Regions from separate parts of the Homo sapiens genome. Here region 2 is linked to region 1. The links are chromatin loops, found by intact Hi-C in ENCODE. Cell type or tissue: PC-9. All regions are shown on one strand. Links, peaks and the distances in the headings refer to the core of each region. The heading gives the core; the rest is flanking DNA.

The links. Peaks named below come from ENCODE experiments on the same cell type or tissue, not always from the same donor. Only the 100,000 strongest peaks of a DNase experiment are listed, where the experiment ranks them.
Region 2: it touches region 1 in a loop (2.4-fold over the local background); 1 of 110 quality-filtered maps calls a loop at or near these places.

The regions. Positions count from the first base shown.
Region 1 is chr3:126,854,985-126,864,070 of GRCh38, forward strand. The region is part of intron 5 of CHCHD6 (coiled-coil-helix-coiled-coil-helix domain containing 6); the gene reads left to right. Among named protein-coding and RNA genes, the nearest start is that of PLXNA1, 120 kb to the right of the region's middle. In PC-9, for the core only: no CTCF peak of the experiment used is centred there; a DNase peak (open chromatin) is centred at 4,097; H3K27ac peaks cover 1,534 bases.
Region 2 is chr3:126,777,339-126,786,424 of GRCh38, forward strand. All of the region lies in intron 4 of CHCHD6 (coiled-coil-helix-coiled-coil-helix domain containing 6), which reads left to right. Among named protein-coding and RNA genes, the nearest start is that of CHCHD6, 78 kb to the left of the region's middle. In PC-9, for the core only: no CTCF peak of the experiment used is centred there; a DNase peak (open chromatin) is centred at 5,423; H3K27ac peaks cover 1,635 bases.

The DNA.
Region 1 (9,086 bases), core at 1,625-5,624:
AAGGAGGAAGAGACTTATGGACCCTTTTGTCTGCAGTATTTATTTCCTAGATGATTATTCTTGAGCATGGAAATCTCATTTTGTAGGGCTCCTGTGCTTTATAATCCTTCTGAGTAATTGTTCCTCACAGCCACACTGCAAGATCTGAGTGAGGAATATTGTTTCCATTTCCCCATAGAAAGCAGTGAGCTGTTGACACAGACAGGGGCCTTGTGAGGGTCTTATGGCACCTGAAGAAGCAGCCTGAACTTTGAGTATGGTGTAACTGATGGAGTGTGGGCACCAGAGCCCATGAGCCTTGGCTCCCACACAGCAATTCAGTCACTGTGCCTCCTTTCAGCTCGGTTTCTCCATCTGTAAAATGGAGATGCTAATGCTTTCTGCTGGGAGTTAATGGGAGGATTAAGGGAAATAACACCTGTAAAAGTGTTGGTGCGTGCTGGGCGCCTGGCAAGTGCTGGCTCCTTCCCTGGTGCACAGCAGTACTGGGGGCTCTGTTTCATGTCACAGTGCTTCAGGTTTGGATTAATGGATGAGCATGTGTGCATGCACACATATATGCATGCTGAGATGGATTTTTATCATTAAAGGTGGCCTGACCCCAACACCTGCTCTCTGGGATGGGGAAGCCTTCTCTCTGGGCTGCATCGGGCTTTTCTCTGATGGTCTTGCAGTATCCACTGGGCTGGGGCCATGCAATCCCCAGGTATGTCTGCACATCTGACAGTGTCACAGAACAAGGCCTTTGTCCATTTCTGTAGGCATCTTTGCACGGGACCCCTATTAACTTCAGTAGGGATGGCACCATGTTTGAGAGCTCAAACAAGAGCCTCAGAGCCGGCAAATGAGACATCGGGTTTTATTTGCAGAAAAGTTACATACAGGGACAGTCCAGTGGCAGTGGGATGGACAGGAGAACCGCAAGGTCCCATGGCCGGCTGAGCAAGCAAACCACTGCTCACAAAGAGCATGTAGTTTCCATAGCATTTTCACTTAGCACTCTCCCTAACAGGTTCTACCTGGCAACCTTCATTTAAACCCAGGGGTGGCCAATCTCTTGGCTTCCTTAGGCCACACTGGAGGGAGAATTGTCTTGGGCCACACAAAATACACTAACACTAATGATGGCTGATGAGCTAAAAAACAAAAACAAACAAACAAAAAAAATCACAAAATCTCATAATGTTTTAAGAAAGTTTATGACTGTTTTGGGCCACATTCAAAGCCTTCCTGGGCTGCATGCAGCCCCTGGCCCATGGGTTGGACAAGCTTGATTTAACCCAAAACAAAGGGCCTCAATGCCCTGTACAGCTGTGTTCCATGGATTTTCACTTCACAAGGGCCGGTGGTTCAGATGTTCCTTGTAGATAAGGAATGGATCTCTGGGTTGGCCATTCCCAGATTCCTTAGCTCAGAACTCCAAACACACATTCAGGTGCATCTGCCATACAGGCACATGGACCAGGAAGGTGAGACCCTCGACTGCTTGTGCTGGCTTGAGTCATGGCCGCTGAACCCCTTGCCATCTTAGCTGTGCTCCCACTGCACACCTGGCTCCAGAGCCTTTGCTCAGTTGCCAGTTTGTAATTTTCTGCAGGAAGCAAAAGAAGTAGGAGTGGGATTTACTCACACCATGCCTGGATTCAGGTATTATGGGGCTAAGGGGACTTGTGCCTCTTCAGAACCCCCACACTTTATCGTCTCCTAGTAGAAACCTTGGTGCTGGGTGGCTCTGAAGAAGACCCTGAGAGCCCATGGAGTTGACCACTTGTGGCTGGCCAAGCCCTTGTCTTCAGTCAACCATGGAGCTGAGTAGGGTGGTAGGGATGAGTAGGCTTTGGGGTCCAGCAGACCTCAGTTTAGTTCTGCCTCAGTCATGTAAGCAGCCTTGTGACCCTGAGCATGTCATTATGTTCTCTAGCCTCAGTTTCCTTATCTTTGAAATGGGGATTTAGGACTAACCTGCCAGCTGTTTTGGGGTGAGTGGTAGTTTGTGTAAAGCAACCATCAGAGTACCTGACCTTAGTATCCAGTCCTCTTTCATGTTATTTCTGTCCTCTTCCTCCTCTTTAATAAATGCCTGGCCTTCATTTACTCCACATCAATTTAAGTCTGCTAAATGCCAGGTGCAGAGATGGCTCAGACAGCTGTGGCTCCTGCCTCATGAAACCCACAGTCAGGTTTGGGAGGGAAGGGAGATGCCGAGGATTAGGATGCCAGATGGGAGGATGCCCATATGCAGGCTTCCTGTGAGTAGAGGACCTCCCAGCTCTGTGAAACGCTTCGTCTCACTTTATCCAAACTCAGCAGCTATGAAGTGGAGAAGGTCTTTTTCAGGGTTAGCATCAAAAACCAAGTCAGGAAGAAAGGGAGAAATGTATTCTTCCTGGACTTTGTCTCCTTTCCCCAGGATTGAAGTCTTCCTCCCTGTACCTTTCAGATGCTTCCCTGCACTGCCTCTGAGCAGTCAGCCCTTTCCCCCATTGTACTCCCTGCTGCCGATCGAACTTTCTTAAGAGAAGACCATCATCTGATCCCGAGAGCCCTGCTGTTTTCTCACTGACACCGCTCAACAGACGTCCCTATCCCAGGCACACTGGTCTCTGCCTTGTCCCTTGGTGTGTAGGGAAACACAAGCTACACAAGGTGTTTGGAGGAGGAATTAAATATAGGATTTCCACTTCACAGGAAAAGGAGTGGTCAGCAAATGTGAAAAGAGCTCAGCCTCACTACATATCAGGGAAATGCAAATTACAACCACAACATGATACCATTGCACACTCGGAAGAATGGCCAAAGTGGAAAAGACAGGCAGCTCCAAGTGCTGGCAAGGATGTGGTTTAACCTAAACTCTGAGACACCATTGGTGGAGTGTAAGTTGGCATAGCCACTGTGGAAGATCGATAGCCAGCATCTTTTAAAGCTGAACATGGGTATGCCCCAGGACCTAGCATTCTGCATGTGCCCCCAGGTTCACCAGATGTGCCCCCAGGTTCACCAGAAGAGAGGCTGTAGAATGTCCATGGTAGTGTCATTCACGATAGCCCTGAAAATGAGGAGAGAGGCAAGTGCCGGTGGTATTCATGATAGAGCATTGCTGGCATGAAAGTGAGCCGTCCACAGCTGCAGGTGCTGCTGTTGGAACTCCAGACACACTGCTGAGGAAAGCAGCCGGGTAGGGAAGAGGACCTACAAACTGTGATTCCATCTACAGAAGGGGTGAAGGCAGCACAGCACATCTATGGTGTTAGCAACTGGGATAACAGTTACCCTTTGGGGGCAGCAGTGACTAGCAGGGGTCATGTGGTGGCAGGGGCGGGGGCGGGGGGGAGGGGTGGGTAAGGCTTCCTTTCATGACCTTGGTGTTAGTTACAGGTGTGTTCAGTTGCTGAGAGTTCATCTGGCTGTGCTCTCAGGAAAGAGTCGGCACACGAGGCTTCATAAAAAGTGGGCTGCAGCTGAGGAAGGCAGCCCAGCAGGGGTGCCCCATGGCCTCTGCTGCCCCTCGCTGCCAGGCACCCTCCTCGCTGGCCTGCAGCGCTCTGCTCAGGATCTGCTTTCCAAATCCCAGGGACCTTACAGGCCTTAAACATCCTCTTCCAGGCCCTCCCAGGCCCACCTGTGTTTGCCTCGCCTCCTCGTGTGACTGGAGGACAGACCAGTAGGGATAGGCTACTCGCCTTATGGAGAGACACAGCCAGAATGCGGCAGGCCCACTGTTAGCCCACATCTGTTTGCACCCGGCCCGCTGGGCTCTTGCCTCCTCTGAGTTCTATAATTCTGAGTACCTCCTCTTCTGACCAGGTTGCTCCATGTCCATTCAGTCTAATAGAGTTGCTAAAACCCTGTGTCAGGTGCTGTGAGACAAGGGTCATGGGCACAGAATGAGGGCTGGGTGTGGAGCTACACCTCACTGGAGTGCCCCATAGGCACCGCAGAATCGCCTGCTGCTCCGTTGTCTGTCCCCCGCTGAGGTTTGAGCCCTGTGCATATTCTAGCACTTGCCACACTCTGTCTTGTTAGCGCCTGTGGCTGTCTGCTCTGCATCTGTGAGCACAGTCCTTGCTGGTCTGATTCATCAGGTGATTCATCGCCAAGGGCTGAGGATGCAGTGCCTGGCATAGAGTAGGTGCACAGTAAATGTTTGCAGGAATAAAGAAGGGAACGTGTGTGTATGCAATCAGGAAACAGTGACGCAGCGGGGTTCCAGAGGAGGAGGGAGCCTTTGCCCAGAAGGCTTCTCAGTGGGAGCTGTGTTTGGAGAGAGCAGGATGTCAGTGGGCCGCATGCAGGGCTGGTAGTGGAGAAACTGGGGCTTCTGGCTGGAGAGCTTGGCCCCAGCCAGGTGCTATGTGAGAAGGGAGGCCACAGGTGGTACAGCTGGGAAAACAGGCTGGCCTGAGAAAGAATAATGGTGCCATTAAGAGAAAGAGAAAATTTAGGTGAGCCACTACACTTGGAGAAGGTTGTAAATTTAATTCTAGGCTTGCACGTATGAGGCAGAGATGACCAGCTGATGATTGAGAAGTATCAGACAGGGAGTTCTGTGTCCTACAGAATGACAGTCACTATAATTTTGTGAGCATATGCTATGTGCCAGGCCCTCTTACATAAGTCATCGTGAATCCTTGCAGCAACCCTGTAAGGTAGATTATATTACACATGTTCTACAAATGCAGAAGCTGGGAAGCAGGCTGAAGTAGCTGTCAGAAGCCATGCACACGGCTGATAGATGAAGTCAGGTCTGCGAGACTCCAGAGCCCGCTCTTCCACTGCCACGTGCTGCCTCCCACCGCCTCCCGCATCAGTGAGTGGAGAAGAGTCCAGGAAGAATGTGGTTGGCAGTGCCAAATGCTGCCTGTCAGAGACATTGAGGACGAAGTGAGGCCTCGCTCATGCTGGCGTGAAGGCCCCGTGAGCTGTGTTGAGGATGCATGTCCTGCATTGTCATGGAGACTGATGCTGGGTTCCATGTAGGGTTCAGGTTCCCCAGCACTGGAGAAGGAGGAGGTCTCCAGACACGTGCTCAGTGAGGGGTGTGTCTCGTTGGAAGAGCCGCCACCTGCCTGCCGGTCACTCCAATGTGGCCAGCAGTACTTCTGTGAGTGAGAGAGGCCCAGAGTCTGCACCAGAGATTCAGAGCAGGGTCCCCTACCTTGAGGATGTGAGTGTGAGAGGCCTATAGAGAGAAGCTGCTAGAGCCTGGGGATTCAGAGGGAACTGCTAACAATGACCTGAAAACAATACAGCAGGAAAGCTTCCCTTGGGGAAGAGGCCCACCTTCCACCGTCATGGGGAGCACTCTTTAACCTGCTGAGTGAGGGATCTGAGCCCAAGGGACTTTTGAAGAGTTTTTGAATCAGAGTTTTCCAAACACCGCATGTTCTCACTCACAGGTGGGAATTGACAATGAGAACACTTGGACACAGGAAGGGGAACATCACACACCGGGGCCTGTTGTGGGGTTGGGGAAAGGGGGGAGGGATAGCATTAGGAGATATACCTAACGTAAATGATGAGTTAATGGGTGCAGCACACCAACATGGCACATGTATACATATGTAACAAACCTGCATGTTGTGCACATATACCCTAGAACTTAAAGGATAATAAAAAAAGAAAAAGTTTTTCACAAGGTTAGGCTGAAGAAGGGTACCGCCAACTGGTTAGCCCATTAACACCTTTTTTTTAGTAATGGTACCACCATGAAAGCTACCATTTTGTGTGTTCTCAGCCGTGTATTGAAAGTGAGAAGTGAAATAGCATATTGCTTAGAGATTGACGACTGCCTTTCTTAGCAAGATGAGCTTTTGTGCACTTGTCCTGGTGGGACCAGGTCCTTTGATAAATGTGATCAATGAGACAGGAATATACAAAGAAATTGATAACCATTGACCCAGTCCAGTTCTTTTCACAGATGGCCCAAGGCAGTTAAGTGGTTTGAGAGTTTCCTGGTATTGTAAGCCTTGGGTTTTTAGATTGAGAGGGAACCGAGTTTGAATTAAGACTTTACCACTTACTGGCCTTATAGAGATGATGAAGTCACTTAAGCCCTTGAGCCCTGGGGACTTTCATCTTTAAAAGGAAGACACTAGAGTTGCATTTCCGTTTATGTAATAAAGGACATAACCTACAGGCTAGCCTGCTGTAACATATCCTTGCTACTGCTGTTGTTGTCATTGTTCCTGGAGGTCACACACCTAATGAATAAATAGCAAGGACTCTGCCTCCTTGCATCCCTGTCCACAGACCTACAGTTTTTCCACTATAGTGTGAGGATAGTGGTTAAGGTCACAGGCTCTGAAGTTAGGTACTTTTAAGTCGTGGCTTCCCAACGTGTGTACTAACCGTTATAACCTCAACCAAGTGATTTACTCCTTACTGAACTTCACTTTCTTCATCTATATAAAGTTTCTACTTCGGATCATTATGAGAAGAAATGAGATGGCTCACAGTGTTTATCCAGGAGGAGCTCTCAGTAAGCACTTCATAAAAGATTTCCATTCCCACCCCTGCCCCTGCCACTGCCACCGCCACCACTACCAACACCACCACCACCAGCACCACCACCAGCACCACCACCTCATCCTCCTCATCCTCCATCACTACCTCCACCATTACCACCTCCTCCTCCACCATCACCTCCTCCTCTACTACCATCACCACCTCCCCCTCCTCTACCATCACCACCTTCCCCTCCATGACCATCACCACCTCCCCCTCCACGACCATCACCACCTCCCCCTTCACTACCATCACCACCTCCCCCTCCACTACCATCACCACCTCCCCCTCCACGACCATCACCACCTCCCCCTCCTCCACCATCACCACCTCCCCTTCCTCCACCATCACCACCTCCCCCTCCTCCACCATCACCACCTCCCCCTCCTCCACCATCACCACCTCCCCCTCCATGACCATCACCACCTCCCCCTTCACTACCAGCACCACCTCCCTCTTCACCACCATCACCACTTCCCCCTCCTCCACCATCACCACCTCCCCCTCCACCATCACCACCTCCCCCTCCTCCACCATCACCACCTCCCCCTCCTCCACCATCACCAACTCCCCCTCCTCCACCATCACCACCTCCTCCTCCTCCACCATCACCACCTTCCCCTCTACCACCATCACCACCTCCCCCTCCTCCACCATCACCACCTCCCCCTCCTCCACCATCACCACCTCCTCCTCCACCATCACAACCGCCTCCTCCACCATCATCACCACCTCCTCCTCCTCCTCCATCACCACCTCCTCCTCCTCCTCCATCACCTCCTCCTCCTCTACCATCACCACCTCCTCCTCCTCCTCTACCATCATCACCTCCTCCTCCTCCACCATCACCTCCTCCTCCCCCACTATCACCACCTCCTCCACCACCATCACCACCTCCTCCTCCTCTACCATCACCACCTCCTCCTCCACCATCACCACCTCCTCCTCCTCCACCATCACCACCTCCTCCTCCACCATCACCACCTCCTCCTCTTCCTCCACCATCACCACCTCCCCCTCCTCCACCATCACCACCTCACCCTCTTCCACCATCACCACCTCCTCCTCCTCCACCATCACCACCTCCTCCTCCACCATCACCTCTTCCTCCACCATCACCACCTCCCCCTCCTCCACCATCACCACCTCACCCTCTTCCACCATCACCACCTCCCCCTCCTCCACCATCACCACCTCCCCCTCCTCCACCATCACCACCTCCTCCTCCTCTACCATCACCACCTCCTCCTCCACCATCACCACCTCCTCCTCCACCATCACCACCTCCTCCTCCTCCACCATCACCACCTTCCCCTCTACCACCATCACCAACTCCCCCTCCTCCACCATCACCACCTCCTCCTCCACCATCACCACCTCCTCCTCCACCATCACTACCTCCTCCTCCTCCACCATCACCACCTCCTCCTCCTCCACCATCACCACCTTCCCCTCTACCACCATCACCAACTCCCCCTCCTCCACCATCACCACCTCCTCCTCCACCATCACCACCTCCTCCTCCACCATCACTACCTCCTCCTCCTCCACCATCACCACCTCCTCCTCCTCCTCCACCATCATCACCTCCTCCTCCTCCTCCACCATCACCACCTCCTCCTCCTCCTCCACCATCATCACCTCCTCCTCCTCCTCCACCATCACCACCTCCTCCTCCACCATCACCACCTCCCCCTCCTCCACCATCACCACCTTCCCCTCTACCACCATCACCACCTCCCCCTCCTCCACCATCACCACCTCCTCCTCCACCATCACAACCGCCTCCTCCACCATCATCACCACCTCCTCCTCCTCCTCCTCCATCACCACCTCCTCCTCCTCCTCCATCACCTCCTCCTCCTCTACCATCACCACCTCCTCCTCCTCCTCTACCATCACCACCTCCTCCTCCTCCTCTACCATCATCACCTCCTCCTCCTCCACCATCACCTCCTCCTCCCCCACTGTCACCACCTCCTCCACCACCATCACCACCTCCTCCTCCTCTACTATCACCACCTCCTCCTCCACCATCACCACCTCCTCCTCCTCCACCATCACCACCTCCTCCTCCACCATCACCACCTCCTCCTCTTCCTCCACCATCACCACTTCCCCCTCCTCCACCATCACCACCTCACCCTCTTCCACCATCACCACCTCCCCCTCCTCCACCATCACCACCTCCTCCTCCTCCACCATCACCACCTCCTCCTCCTCTACCATCACCACGTCCTCCTCCTCCATCACCACCTCCTCTTCCACCACCATCACCTCCTCCTCCACCACCATCAGCACCTTCTCCTCCTCTACCATCATCACCACCTCCTCCTCTACCATCACCACCTCCTCCTCCACCATCAACACCTCCTCCTCCTCCACCATCACCACCTCCTCCTCCACCATCAACACCTCCTCCTCCTCCACCATCGACACCTCCTCCTTCTCCACCATCACCACCTCCTCCTCCACCATCACCACCTCCTCCTCCTCCACCATCACTACCTTCTCCCCCACTATCACCAACTCCTTCACCACCATCACCACCTCCTCCTCCTCTACCATCACCTCCTCTTCCC
Region 2 (9,086 bases), core at 2,940-6,939, 76 kb before region 1:
TTCTTCTACATTAGGCAAATCACTATTTCAGCATCAGATCAGCCCCAGATCATTAGTTACCAAATCAATAGTTATTTCAGCACCAAATCAGAACCACGTGAAATAGCCGCTTGTGTTTTGGGGCCATGTTACAGAAAAAATGCTAATCTTCAACATTGGATGAGCTTGTTAAGTGTAACAAGATACCCTCTAGGAGACACACAGAAATGAGGCAGACTGCAGGAGGCACCTCTTCTGCTTAGATAAGCACTGCCACACTGCATACTTCCCACTCCATACTTCCCACTCTGGGGCTCAGCCTGCATGGCCATAGGTGGCAGCCCTGTAGCAGGCACGTTGAGCTCCTTTCCAAGGCATTTGCTCATTGAGAGGAATGGCAATTGTTCTCCATTTTCAAAGCTTAAAGAAAACTGGTTTTATTTTAACAGCTTTATTAAGATATAATTCACTTACCATATGTCTCCCATTCAAAGTATCTAACTCAATTATTTTTAGTATATTCATAGAGTTGTACAACCATCACCACAGTCAATTTTAGAACATTTTTGTCACTCCCAAAAGAAACTCTCTACCCATTAGCAGTCACTCCCTATTTCCCACAACCCTTAGTCCCAGGCAACATCTAATCAACTTTGTCTCTATGGATTTTTGTGTGTTCTGAACATGCCATATAAATGGAATCATAGAATATGTGGTCTTTGTGACTAGCTTCTCATTTAGCATAATGTGTTCAAGATTCACCTATGCTGTAGCATGTATTAGTACTTCATTTCCTTCTACCACCAATATTCCATTGTATGGCCATATCACATTTTATATATCCATTAACCAGTTGATGGATATTTGGGCTGTTTCCACTTTTTTAGCTACTATGAATAGTGCTGCTGTAAACATTTGTCTACAAGTTTTTCTGTGGATATGTTTTTATTCCTGTTGGTTATATACTTTGCAATGGAATGGTTGGATCAAATAGTAACTCTATGTTTAACTTTCTGAGGAATGTTGGGACTGTTTTCCAAAGTGGCTGCCAGCACCATTTTACATTCGCACTAGCAATGTGTGAGGGTTCCAGTTTCTCCACATCTTCACCAACGCTTGTCTTTTTGAGTATAGGCATCCTAGTGGATGTGATGTGGTATCTCATTGTGGTTACGATTTGCATTTCTTAATGGCTAATGATGTTGAATATCTTTTCATGTGCTTATTGGCTATTTATATATCTTTTTTGGAGAAATGTCTATTCAGATCCTTTGTCCATTTTTAATTGGATTATTTGTCTTTTTGCTGTTGAGCTGAAGGAGGTTTTTTTGATATGTTCTGGATAGTAATCCTTTGAGATAATGATTTACAAAAATTTTCTCACATTTCCTGGGTTTCTTTTCACTTACTTGATAGTGTCCTTTGAAGCACAAAAGTTTTCAGTGTTTTTTGAAGACAGGGTCTTGCCCTGTTGCCCAGTTGGAGTGCAGTGGTGTAATCATAGCTCACTGCAGGCAGCCTTGAACTCCTGGGCTCAACCAGTTCTCCCACCTCAGCCTCCTGAGTAGCTGGAACTACAGCCATGTGCCACCACGCCTGGCTCATTAAATTTTTTTTTTTTTTTTTTTTGGTAGAGAGAGGGTCTCACTATGTTGCCTAGGCTGGTCTTGAACTTCTGGGCTCAGGCAATGCCTCCCAAAGGATTACAGACATGAGCCACTACACCAGGCCAAAAGTTTTAAATTTTGATGAAGTCCAGTTTACCTACTTTTTATTATTTGTTTATTTAAGTAAGTTTTGGGATTATAGGCATGAACCACTGTGCCTGGTAATTTTTCTTTATTGCTGGTACTTTTATTGTCACCTCTAGTAAGATTTTGCCTAACCCAAGGTCCTGAAGACTTACACCTATGATTCTTCTAAGAATTTTGTAGTTTTAGGCCGGGTGCAGTGCCTCACGCCTGTAATCCGAGCACTTTGGAACACCAAGGCAGGTGGATCACGAGGTCAGGAGTTTGAGACCAGCCTGACCAACATAGTGAAACCCTGTTTCCACTAAAAATACAAAAATTAGCTGGGCATGGTGGCGCGTGCCTGTACTCCCAGCTACTCAGGAGGCTGAGGCAGGAGAATCACTTGAACTTGGGAAGTGGAGGTTGCGGTAAGCCGAGATCGCTCCACTGCACTCCATCCTGGCAACAGAGCGAGACTCCATCTCAAAAAAAAAAAAAAAAAAAAAAGAATTTTATAGTTTTAGCTCTTATATTTAGGTCTGTGATGTCTTTGGAGTTAATTTTTATGTAAGGTGTAAGACAGAGGTCTAAATCCATTATTCACAAACAAAACTCTGGATATCCAGTTGTCCCAGCACTATTTGTTGAAAAGACTAGTCTTTCCCCATTGAGTTGTCCTGGCATGCTTGTTGAAAGTAAAAATATTTAGTTTTTGCCAAGCATATATAGTTGATTTCATAATAGATAAATACAGATATTAAGCACCTCTGTTGTATGTCTTATCTGCCCTATTAAGGTTATAAACTCCTTAGGGCAAGAAAAAGTCATGTCCTATTTATCTTTACTTCTCTTTAGCATCCAGCTCAGTATCTACTATATACTGGTCTTGTGAGTGCATCAGAGCCAGCTGTAGAGACTTAATCAATGAAAATGTGAGAGAATATTCCTTTTGGTCAGTTAAGTGTGTTCCAGATCCTGCCAATGAGCTTATATCACTAATACTGTAGTAAGCAAATCGTATAGTGATTTACCTTCTGTGTATTTAAAAAACAAAGTCTCAGTGTGATGCATCTGTGTTTGTCACACTAATCATCCCTTTTAATGGAGAGCTCCTATCAGGCACGTAAGCTTGGGTCTAGCCATCCAGAATTTAAGAATGGTTTGTCTTCAAGTGTTTTCATCACTTGGATAATGAAAGTTAGGGAAACACCTAAGGGAGGGTTTCTCCCACCTTTTGTTTTTAGTTTTTTCTATTAATTTCCTTCATTTGTGGTTTTATTTTTGAACAGATAATACATTGACATGATTCAAAAGTCCAAAGGTATCCAATAAAAAGGCTCCATCACTCCAATCTTCCAGCCGCCTGGCTCCCTGCCTTGGGTAAGAGTTGTTATTGATTTCTTCTGTGTTCGTCCAGAGGTAGCTGATGCATATACAAAATAGTATTTTCTGTACTTTCTTTTCCCTGTTTAATCTTCCCCCCTTTTATTACACAGATGGCCCCTTATCTTCGCCTGATTCTCCCTTGCTTTGGAGGGTCATCTTCTTGATTCTGGCTTGCCTGTCTAGACTTGCAGTGGCCTTGATGGCCCGCTTGCTAAGATCCTTGGTCATCCTACCTCTGTGGTGCTGTTTCAGGCCTTTGGATTAATTAGCAAGGTGTGTGAAGAGGCTGTGCTTCAGGGTAATGCTGCTGTGTGTGGACTGCTTTTGGCCTCAAGGGACAGAACACCCAACTATCAGAGGCTTAACAGCCCAACCATGTATTATCTTCCTGCACAAGAAGACTGCAGGCAGACGAATGCTGATATAGTGTGCTATTCCACCTGTGTCTGAGCAGATGGTGGCTTCCCCACAGTTCTGTGGCCTTTTCCCTCATGGTCACAAGGCATCCAGTCCTCACATCAGCACCTCAAGCAGGAAAGACACTTCTCCAGCCACTTTTGCACATGTCTCATTGGCTGGAGCTGAGACCTGTGACCATCTCAGACCCACCACTGTAAAGGACAGTAGGATTACCATGGTTTCACTAGATTGGGCACAGCTTCCCCTGAGGCTGCCAGAAGAGCCTGCCTTTCCTGAGATCAGAGGCATGAAGTAAATGCCTACAAAACTAGGACTCCACTGGCATGAAGGAAGGTAGGAGCTTTAGAGGGGAGTGGCTGCTAGGGCGCCAATGAACAGTGTCTACCCCAGGATCTTTATAGTCAAGACGGTGGAAGAGGCCAAGACAGACATACACGCACAGAGGTCTCAGACCAGCAGGGCCATTTCTAGCACAAGAGTTAGAAGCAGTAATACTCTAATTTGGCCTGAGGCAGTGGTAGCATTGAAGTGACAATATTCATTCTTGCCTGGTTTCATGAAGTAGAACTAGATCCCTGAAGTTTTTTCTTTAAGGGATTTTCTCCTGGAAATGCATCCTCTAGGAGAACACTTAGTTGCAATCTGCTTGTTAGAAGACAGAGATGCATCTGCTGGCCTCCTGCCTTGTGTATGGTTTTGGAGTCCAGTTGAGCAGCTGGGCATCAGGCGAGGGGTCAGGACTGGAGCAAGGGCTGCCTTCAGTCTGTAGAAAGATGCTGATCTGGAGAAGATGCTGCTGGCAGCCCTGCTTTCAGAGCCAGATGCCAGTGTTCTGCGCCCATGCTGAGAGGCCTGCATTATCCCGGTACCCAGCCCATTTCATCCATCTGCCTTTCATTCTTGCCATTCCCTCCTTCTTTATCCTTGTCTCTCTCAACTTCATTTTCCCACTCTCTTTTTTAGCCTCTTGGAGCTGAGATCCAGAGGCCCAAAGTCTTTTTCTTTTCTTGCAGCAAACAGTATTAGGAAGCCCTTGTCTTTGCCAGCAGTGAAGGGGAAAAGCCTCTTCTTGGAGGGTGGAGATTAGGGGAGGGTCTGGGAGTGTCACACGAGAAATGAGAAACAGATGTAAGATCTGCGGCTGAGCCCAGTCAGAGGAGTTGGCGGGTGGGGAGAGGGAAAAGAAGACTGGAATTTGGTGGTGGTAGTCATTCGTGTGTTTAATACTTTTGTGGCTTTACTGGTGTTCATGAAGCAAACTGCTCCCAGCAAGGCAGTGAACAACAAGCCAATGATTAATTGCCCTTTCTAAATTGTAATTATGTCACTCACCAGAACCCGTGAACATTAATTCTCGATTTACATAGTGAGTAATTGAATAATGAAGGGGCTGCCTGTTTGTTGTGCTCTGTTCTTACTCTTGCATTTCTACAGTGCCAGGCCCTTCTGTCTCTCCTAGTCTTTGGATGTTGCCCACTTCCCTGTTGGTTTTAGTGTCTGTTCTGGCCTCTGACTGCGAGCTGTCTGACATTACATTTCATTGACGGTTGAGTAAGGCCCAGGCCGATGTCATACGCTTTAGAGAAAGGAGGCCAGCCGTTTCTGATTCCAATCCGATGCTGCCTTTCATTAAATTTCTTCAATGAAAGCCTGCTCTGCCTAACTCAAGCAAAATGATGTGAATTTACTACAAGGATACAGGGAAGCTCACAGAAGCAAAGGGAAAGTTGAAGAAGCAGGCCTTAGAAGAAGAGAGCTAGACTCAGGGTCCAAGGTGGGGGCATCAGTAGGCAGGTCCTCCCGCAGACACCACTCTAGAATGAATCAGCTCCAGCGTTTCCAGTCTGCCATCTCATACTTGATTGCTTCAAATTCCTGAGCAAGTCACACCCTTGGCAGTGGAGGGTGGAGCACTTCGACTGTCTTGCCAGGAATCAGGAATGCACACATTGTGGGAGGAAACAGTCATTCTTCCCTCCACCCCCAAAACACACATAATCAACAGGCTTTTACCAGAAGGGGGAATGGATGCTGGGCAGGCAGATGATTTTTGTATATGGTGTAAGGTAGGGGTTCAGTATCAATCTTTTGCATATGGCTGGTCAGTTAGTCCAGCACCATTTATTGAATAGGGAGTCATTTCCCCACTGATTATTAACTATAGTCACCATTCTGTACATTAGATATCCAGAACTAAATTCATCTTATATGTGAAAGTTTGTACTCTTTGACCTACCTCTCCCCTACCCCATAGCCTCTGGCATCCACCCTTTGTTTCTCTAAGTTCTACATATAAGTGAGATCATGTAGCATTTGTCTTTCTGTGACTGGCTTATTTCACCTAGCATAATGTCATGTGATCATCTCAATAGCTGTAGAAAGCATTTGACAAAATTCAACATCCTTTCATGATAAAAATCGTCAGCATTCATATAGAAGAAATGTTCCTCAGTATACAAAGGCTACATATGACAAGCCCACAGCTAATGTTATACTGAACAGTGAAAGACTGAAAGCTTTTTCTGTAAGATCAGAAACAAGGGTGCCCACTCTTGCCACTTCTATTCAACACAGGGCTCGAAGTCCTAGCCAGAGCAGTCAGGCAAGAAAATGAAATAGAAAGCATCCAAATCAGAAAAGAAGTTAAGTTGTCTCTGTTTGCAAATGAAGTGGTCTTATATATAGAAGTTCCTAAAAACTTCACCAAAAAACTGTTAGAACTGTAAAATTGCAGGATGCAATATCAACATAGAAATATCAATTGCATTTCTATATACTAATAATGACCTATCTGAAAAAGAAATTAAGAAAACAATCCCATTTACATAGCATCAACTTTAGGTTTTGAGATGTTTTTCCATTAGTGAGGCTACTTGGTTTGGAGCCTCAGAGGCCTTTTTGATCAGCAGCTGTGATCTGTAAGGTAGAGGGCTGTGTGAGAGGTGCAGCTTGGGGCCATGATCAGGCATGCAGGCCTGCCATTTTACGTGGTGGGAGGGGGGTCTGGTACAAACTGGGATTAAATTCATGAGATTGTCCTTGTTAAGGAACTTGGATCAGAAAGAGATAAGTAATTCAATACTTTTGGGGGAGGGTAAGAGGGCACTCTTAATATGAATGGGGAGAATCTGTTTGAACCTTTTTTTGTATCCCCACTGCACTCATTTTTCTGTTGACCTCTCCTGGAGACACTATGTCTTGTACATGGAGAACTCTTGACAGCTGCCTGCAGGTAGCTTTCTGTGAGAGTCAGTAGATGTGCTTGCCACAAATAGGATGGGCAGGAATCTATTTCACACTCCCCACCGCCTCATGGTTTTCTTTTCCTCAGTGGTGCCCATCTTTATTCTCCATAAGAAACCCAGGCTTCTATCAAGATCTTGAACAACAAAAGTTTTCTCTGACCACAGTTCCACTGTTTTGCTCTTCGTGCTCTCTTTCCTATTGAACTTTCTCTTTCCTTTCAATGCATTCTGAAAACTTCCCTGTTCTCAGCCCAGCAGCCTCTTCCTGTTTCCTTTGTCTTCCCACCCAGGGCAGACCCCCTTGTCAGCCATTGTGGATGTCACTCTCCTCCTGCTAGCACTCATTATACATAATACCTGCCCCCACTGCCTTGCTGCTGCTTTCTGCCCCCAACTGTGGAATGTGGCTGGAGAAAGCTTTGGTGCTAATTTGTAGACTACCTGGTGTACTCCACACAGAGCTGCCCAGCCTCAGTGCTGCTCAGCAACAGCACCGTCCCACCCTCACTCATGCCCCATATAATTTTCCCACAGAAACTTTTCACACCTTTCCCTGTTCAGGCATCCCCCAGTGTCAGCAGATACCACTGCCTCTCAGTTCATGGAAGAAAAAAGGGGCCAAATAATCTGACCCCTCCTCCCCCAGTTTCACGCTTTCACATTAGTGCCTGTCTCTTCACTCACTATTTTCCTTTCATACTTGTGATCCTCACTGGATTTTGAGAGGTTTTTTTGGACTTTTATATACCAATTGTCATTCCTTTTGCTTGTGTTTTTCATTTTCCCCTCCCTATTGATTCCTTTTCCTTAGCTTATATATTTTCCCAGAATTTCCAAAGTACTTTATGTATTTATTTTTCCTGCTTCTAGTGGTTTAGAAGCTGTGTATTCTTCTATTCTCCTTGTGATTATACTTATATATTTACAAAAATGTTTAATTCCCATGTTTCCTTCATCCAGTTTTTCTCCAGTAATGTCATCTTGCACAACTTGCACGGCCATAGTACAGAGTTTCTCAGCCTCAGCTCTGGTGACATCTTGGGTTGGATGCTTCTTTGTTGTGTGGCTGGCGGGTGGTGACTGTCCTTTTCATTATAGAAAGTTTAGCAGAATCCCTGGCCTCTACTCACTAGATGCCAATAACACTTTTCTAGGTGTGCCAACCAAAACAATCTCCAGATGTTTCCATATCTCCCGTGGGCAGCAAAGTCACCCTGGGGCAGGGGGCAAAATCACCCTAGTTGGAAACTGCTTTGTGTTAGTTTTCTATTACTGCTGTAACAGATTACCAGTTAGTGGCTTCAAACACATGAACATTTTATCTTCTAGCTCTCAGAAGTCTGACAGTCACTCTTGCTCCCATAGTCAAGGGAGAGCATAACACAGTGATGTGAATACCAGAAGGGGATCTTTGGGAGCTGCTTGCCACAAATGTTGTACATTTCCCTCTGAGCTGTGCTTTAGGTACAGCTCATAGTTTGTTTTTAAATTGTAAAATTTACATAATATAAAATTAACCATCTTAAACATTTTAAAGTATACATTAACTAGCATTAAGTACATTTACCATGTTTTACAGCCGTATCACTATGCATTTCCAGATTTTTTCATCATTGCAGACTCTATCCATTAAATAATAACTGTCCCCAATTAAATAATAAATGTCCCAATTTTTCCTCCCCCCAGCCCCTGGTAATTTCTACTTTGTTTCTTTTATACATATATATAAGTAGATATTTATCATACTTTAAGTTCTAGGGTACATGTGCACAACGTGCAGGTTTGTTACATATGTATACATGTGCCATGTTGGTGTGCTGCACCCATAAACTTGTCATTTACATTAGGTATATCTCCTAATGCTATCCCTTCCCTCTTCCCCCACCCCACAACAGGCCCCAGTGTGTGATGTTCCCCTTCCTGTGTCCAAGTGTTCTCATTGTTCAGTTCCCACCTATGAGTGAGAACATGCGGTGTTTGGTTTTTTGTTCTTGTGATAGTTTGCTGAGAATGATGGTTTCCAGCTTCATCCATGTCCCTATAAAGGACATGAATTCATCATTTTTTATGGCTGCATAGTATTCCATGGTGTATATGTGCCACATTTTCTTAATCCAGTCTATCATTGTTGGACATTTGAGTTGGTTCCAAGTCTTTGCTATTGTGAATGGTGCCGCAATAAACATACATGTGTGTGTGTCTTTATAGCAGCATGATTTATAGTCCTTTGGGTATATACCCAGTAATGGGATGGCTGGGTCAAATGGTATTTCTAGTTCAATATCCCTGAGGAATCGCCACACTGACTTCTACAATGGTTGAA